Linked DNA regions of Homo sapiens: region 1 is linked to region 2. A link is a loop called in an ENCODE intact Hi-C map of the cell type or tissue named here. Cell type or tissue: IMR-90. All regions are shown on one strand. Links, peaks and the distances in the headings refer to the core of each region. The heading gives the core; the rest is flanking DNA. Region 1 has its middle 60 kb from the start of LINC03111. Region 2 has its middle 110 kb from the start of LINC03111.

Region 1 (2,925 bases), core at 289-2,788, 45 kb after region 2:
CTGTAAGCCAATTAAACCTCTTTCCTTTATAAATTACCCAGTCTCAGGTATGTCTTTATTAGCAGTGTGAGAACTGACTAATACAGATCCTATAGGGAAAGAGTTCTGGGAAGTTTGGTTTCAGCCCAGCCAAGTTGATGTAGTGCAAAGTACTACACTATTTGACTCTTATTTTTTCTCATCTCTAATTTTAATGCACCCAGAGCTCTAGGTAATAGATGCTCCTGTCCCCAGGCTTTGCCCTGTGGGACCCATACTCAGGCTATTCAGTAGGGAAATTGGGCAATGTGGTTCTGTTTATGAATAATGATTGTTATATAACTTATCTTGTTTTCCTTGATTCCTTGACTTCCAGGGAATTCAAATCAAACTTTTTTTGCCACCAAACAATAAGTATCTTAAGACTCTCCCACCTTTTTCTTTTTCAGTGCTTTCATCTTCATTATTCTTCTTCATAACATGGCTCCTGTTTATTTATTTCGCATATTTTAAAATAAACATTTAAATACATACATTAAGTATCTTTATATTTTAAAATGCTTTACTTTTTAAAGAGGAAACAATTACATAAATAAAATTTCCAAAAGTAGAAAGTGAATATACATTGAGAAGTCTCTCTCTCTCATTCCTGCCCCTATATATTGGGTTTTTGTTCCTGCATGCCTTGCTGATCTTGCCAGAGATTTTTCTTCTTTGAGACAGGTCTTGCTATGTCACCCAGGCTGGATTGTGCAGCCTTGAACTCCTGGGCTCAAGCTATCCTCCTGCCTCAGGCTCCTTATGCCAGAGATTTTTTAATGCATATAGAAGAAAACAGAAATTTATCTTATTTTCATCCCTTCTTTACATAAATGGTAGCATTCCAGGTACAGTGATCTATGCATTTTATTTTACATGTAACTATAAATATGTATACAACCATGAGAGATTTTTCTAAATAAATGCACATAAATACATAAGACCTTTCTCTTCTTTTGGGAGTAGATAGAATAGTAGATAATAGTAGATAGCAGAACCACAAATTGATGAATGATGAACCAACTATAAGCTATATTCCAAAGTTCAATCAAAATAATTACTGTGTCATCTGTTGTGTTGGATGGTATATATTATTACTTGCCTTCTTAATCCTCACAATGAAATTGGCCCCATTTTAAATTCTGGAATCAGTTTATTTACTCATTGCTTTAGGCTTACTCATCACCCCTCAGTTTACCACCCACAGTTCCCAAGTCAATCCTGAATGATGTGAAAACCATCTTCACATTAATGGTTAATGGTCTTGAATGACTCAATCTGCTGTAGGCACAATTGCCAGTGTGCCTGGGGTAAATCTGCAGAACCAAGGAAGCATAGGCTTTCCGTGTTGCTCATCCATGACTGAGATGCTGGCTCAGGCCCTCCATTTGTCCTCCAGTTAGTCCTCTCTTTAAGACTGGATCTCTGTCTTGAAAGCCTTCCATATTTTCCCCTAGTTAACTTTGACAATCTTTTTCTCAATGTTTGCCTGAATTATCTCTATATTTTCAGCTGTGTACTAGAATCCGGTTCAAAATAGATCCTCTTGGAATCACATTGTTTACAATCCCTTTCCTATGTCTTATCACTACATGGAAACTCTTGTTGCCATATCTCAGATAGTTGATTCAACCCCCCATGCACACTGCTAAGTTAAATCTAAATTCACTATTCCACTATGAATACTCTAGTGGAATCTTATTCACTATTCCACTATGAATTTAAATTCACTATTCCACTATGAATATTCTAGTTTGTACTATAATGATTTGAATGGAGAAATTATCACTAAAACTAGTTCAACAGCTGGGTGTGGTGGCAGTTACCTGTAATCCCAGCTACTCAGGAGGCTGAGGCAGGAGAATCTCTTGAACCTGGGAGGCAGAGATTGCAGTAAGCCAAGATTGCAGTACTGCACTCCTGCCTGGGCGACGGAGTGAGACTCCATCTTAAAGAAACAAACAAAAAACCAAACCCCCCCCCCCGCCAAAAAACCAAAAAAACCTGAAAACTAGTTCAAGTTCTCTGTTCTTGGTCTTCTAGATCTGTTTTCTTTACATTTTCCTTTTAGTCTGGCACACCATGAAACCAGGCACGCCTTACTCATCAAATTTGAATATGTGTTGTGTTTATTATTTTTGTGGATCAGACAGTAGAAGAAATATTGTTGAACAACCTAGTTGCATTAGGGTTAAATAAAAAATTTTAAAAGAATATGTAATTTTACTGACTTTGAAATCTGTAGAAAGTATTTCAAAGAGAAAAGTAAAACTAGCATAGAGTTGTTTCTCAGATCACTGGCCAATGAGTTGCAGGGTGGCTTTAATAATACTGGTGGACTCTTTCTTGGATTACAAAATTTTGACGATTACAGCTGGCTCTTCTCTGATTATACTTTCAAAGACATTCACTCTATTTCCTTTTAAATAATAGATGAACTGTATTAGAAAAGAATTACTCTGAAACTAAGGTACCTATTAATCCAGGGGTGTCCAATCTTTTTGCTTCCCTGGCCACATTGGAAGAAGAATTGTATTGGGCCACATGTAAGTAAAATACATATAACATTAATGATAGCTGATGAGAAGAAAAGATTGCAAAAAAATCTCATAATGTTTTAAGAAAGTTTAGGAATTCATGTTGGGCCACATTCAAAGCTGTTCTGGGCTGCATGTAGCCTGCAGGCCATGGGTTGGACAAGCTTATATAAATCAATTTCTTTTCCAAGTCTTTCAAAAACCTCACAGTCAAAGTGAGGTTCACCTCTTTTGACAACATCTTAAAAATAGAAACATTGTCAGACCTGGTGCAGTGGCTCAGACCTGTAATTCCAACACTTCGGGAAGCTGAGATTCGAGCCCAGGAGTTTGAAATCAGCCTGAGCAACATGGCACAACCCCATTTCTA
Region 2 (2,925 bases), core at 165-2,664:
CATTTTCTTAATCCAGTCTACCATTGTTGGACATTTGGGTTGGTTCCAAGTCTTTGCTATTGTGAATAATGCTGCAATAAACATACGTGTGCATGTGTCTTTATAGCAGCATGATTTATAGTCCTTTGGGTATATACCCAGTAATGGGATGGCTGGGTCAAATGGTATTTCTGGTTCTAGATCCCTGAGGAATCGCCACACTGACTTCCACAGTGGTTGAACTAGTTTACACTGTTGGTGGGACTGTAAACTAGTTCTAATTCAGAGTTTCTAACCCTCTGCACCACTGACATTTTGGGCTGGATATAACTGTGTTCTGGTGGTCTGTCCTGTGCCTTGTGGGATGTTTTGCAGCATCCCTGGACTCTGCCCACTGGATGCCAGAAGCACCTCATCCCCAGATATGGCAACTGAAACTGTCTCCAAACATCGCCAAATGGCCCCAGGAGGGAACCTCTATCCCTCACTCCATTAGAACCACTGCTCTAACACATGGTTATTTTATATGTAGTCTGTCTCCCCCCCATACTATAAACTCCAGCAGGGTGCTTGCTTTGGCAATACATATATACCCAAATTGGAATGATACAGAGATTAGCATGGCCCCTGTGCAAGGATGACACACACTTGTGCAGCATTCTACTAAAAAAAAACTGCAAAACCATCAGAAGAGCTTTCTTCTCTCCTAGATTCCCAAGGACATACCCCAATGCCTAGGCACATCCCAGATGGTGGACAAGAATTTGTTGAATAAATGAATGACTGAGATGGCTAAGCCAGGATTTCACAGCTCTAATGACGGTGAAGACCACAGGTGTCAACAGCAGAGAAGAAAAGGAAGGAATACATCTGAGCCACATTTAGAGAGCAGAAATTAAATTTTATGGGAACACAGTCACTTCCATTCATTTGCATATAATCTACGGCTGCTTTTTGTGCTACAGAAGGCAGAGCTGAGTAGTTGCAACAGAGACCACATGACTCATGAAGCTTTAAATATTTACTTTTTGACCCTTCACAAAAAGAGTTTGTAGACCCCCTTTTTAGAGATTGTGTTTAGAATATAAATCCTAAGTAAACTATTATGAAAGTAGCTAAATGATTTTAATTATTTGCAAAACAGATTTCTATTTTTACACATTTTACCATTGCCCTATTTCTCACACACATGAGAAATTTGCATGCACAAACATGCATTGCAGAGACGTTCTTTCCTGATAAATAGTTTATCCTGTTACTGGATTTTTTTTTTTGAGGGGTTTTGAATGCCTTCCACTCCTCTTTTCCTAGAATGTCAGAACTTCTTTTTTTAAAAAATTTCAATCTTCTAGTTTTCTAAAGATTTTGTTGGGAACAAGGGAAAATTAAGAAAAAGGGTCTCAGTCCTCTGTGTAAAAAACTATTTTTTTTACAGCTTTTGTCATGCTAAAGACACAAATCTGTTTATTTTGTGGTTGCTGACGGAATATATAAATTCTGTCTTGAAGATTGTGTGAAGCTTTCATAGTTCATTCGCTGATTCATTCAACAAGCATTAAGAAATGCCTTCTGAGCACTGGGCCCTGCGGATGCAGAGATGCATAAAATGCATTCTTTGCCGGTAACCTACCAGCAGCAACAGACTGGAAGCAATTACCTGGAAGACAGCCTTGTTTGTGCTAAAATAAAGTGAAAATGGGAGTGCAGGGAAGTTCCAACCAAGGCTGCTTTACAGAATGGAAGGAAGCATAGGTTTTGTATCTTAAATTATACTTTTACTTGTTATTAATAGATCCTAAGGTGCCAGTATCGTTGGTTAGAAAAAGTTTTACCCCCAAATCTAAAACTCAAATGTAGCATCAACTATAAGAATCATGTTTAATTATTTTCCACCAGTCCTCTCCCTATTAGCATGAAATATAAGAATCAAGTTGGCCGGGCGCAGTGGCTCACGCCTGTAATCCCAGCAAATTAGCCGGGCGTGGTGACGGGGTGCCTGTAGTCCCAGCTACTCGGGAGGCTGAGGCAGGAGAACGGCGTGAACCCGGGAGGCGGAGCTTGCAGTGAGCCAAGATCGCTGGGCGACAGAGCGAGACTCCTTCTCAAAAAAAAAAAAAAAAAAAAAAAAATCAAGTTTTATTTGATCATTTCCTGAAAATCCTCTCCTAACTGCTGCTGTTAGCACAGGTGATGTCCTTAGGATTGAGCTCTGCGTGCAGCATGGAACATCTGGGTACTCAGGAGAAGACTGTGGGATTCAGTACAGTTCTGGGTAATCGGGTACCTGCATCTGAGTTCACATGTAACCAAGGTCTCTTCAGGAAGGGTACCTGAGGTTTGTGTCCTTTACTAAGTATCTCTTAGGTTCCAGCCCACTGAGCTGGCATCTTTTCCCAGACAGTATTATTTTCATGGGTGGAGTGAAATAAGGTCTGAGGCAGTGTTTCTGTCCTTGAATGTTGCTGTGTATTGGAATTACCTAGCGAGCTTTGAGTCCTGAAACCAGGCTACTTCCCAGACAAATTACAGTACAACATGGTGTCTGAGGGCAGGACCCAGACAGCTGTAGTTTTTAAGCTCCTTAAGTGACTCCAATTTGCAGCCAAGTTTGAAATGGCTGCTATAAAATCAACAACTCTGAAATGTTAGCTTGCCCTAAAAGTTCCCACTGGGCCTGTTAAACAGATTGCTGGGCTCCAGCCCCAGAGTTTCTGATTCAGTGGGTGTGGGGCAGCTGGGGAATTTGCATTTCTAATAAGTTCCCATGTGATGCTGATGTGCTGTTCTGGGGGAAAACACTTTGAGAACCACTGCTTTAAATTAAAGTAATGAGAAGGAATGACTGTGGGAGAATAGTGGTTCTGCCTATTTCTTCACTAAGTTGGTCCAGTCTGCTTTTTGAAGAACGAGAGTGGAGAGGGTCAGGCTGGAGATGTTACTGCAGTA

What was found. Hi-C counts contacts between places; a loop is a spot of excess contacts. Peaks named below come from ENCODE experiments on the same cell type or tissue, not always from the same donor. Only the 100,000 strongest peaks of a DNase experiment are listed, where the experiment ranks them.
Region 1: a loop joins it to region 2, with 2.3 times the contacts of the local background. A loop is called at or near these places in 2 of 110 quality-filtered maps.

Annotation. Positions count from the first base shown.
Region 1 is chr18:60,063,163-60,066,087 of GRCh38, forward strand. No RefSeq gene overlaps it. Among named protein-coding and RNA genes, the nearest start is that of LINC03111, 60 kb to the right of the region's middle. In IMR-90, for the core only: no CTCF peak of the experiment used is centred there; no DNase peak of the experiment used is centred there.
Region 2 is chr18:60,018,080-60,021,004 of GRCh38, forward strand. It overlaps the pseudogene RNU6-567P. Among named protein-coding and RNA genes, the nearest start is that of LINC03111, 110 kb to the right of the region's middle. In IMR-90, for the core only: no CTCF peak of the experiment used is centred there; a DNase peak (open chromatin) is centred at 1,502.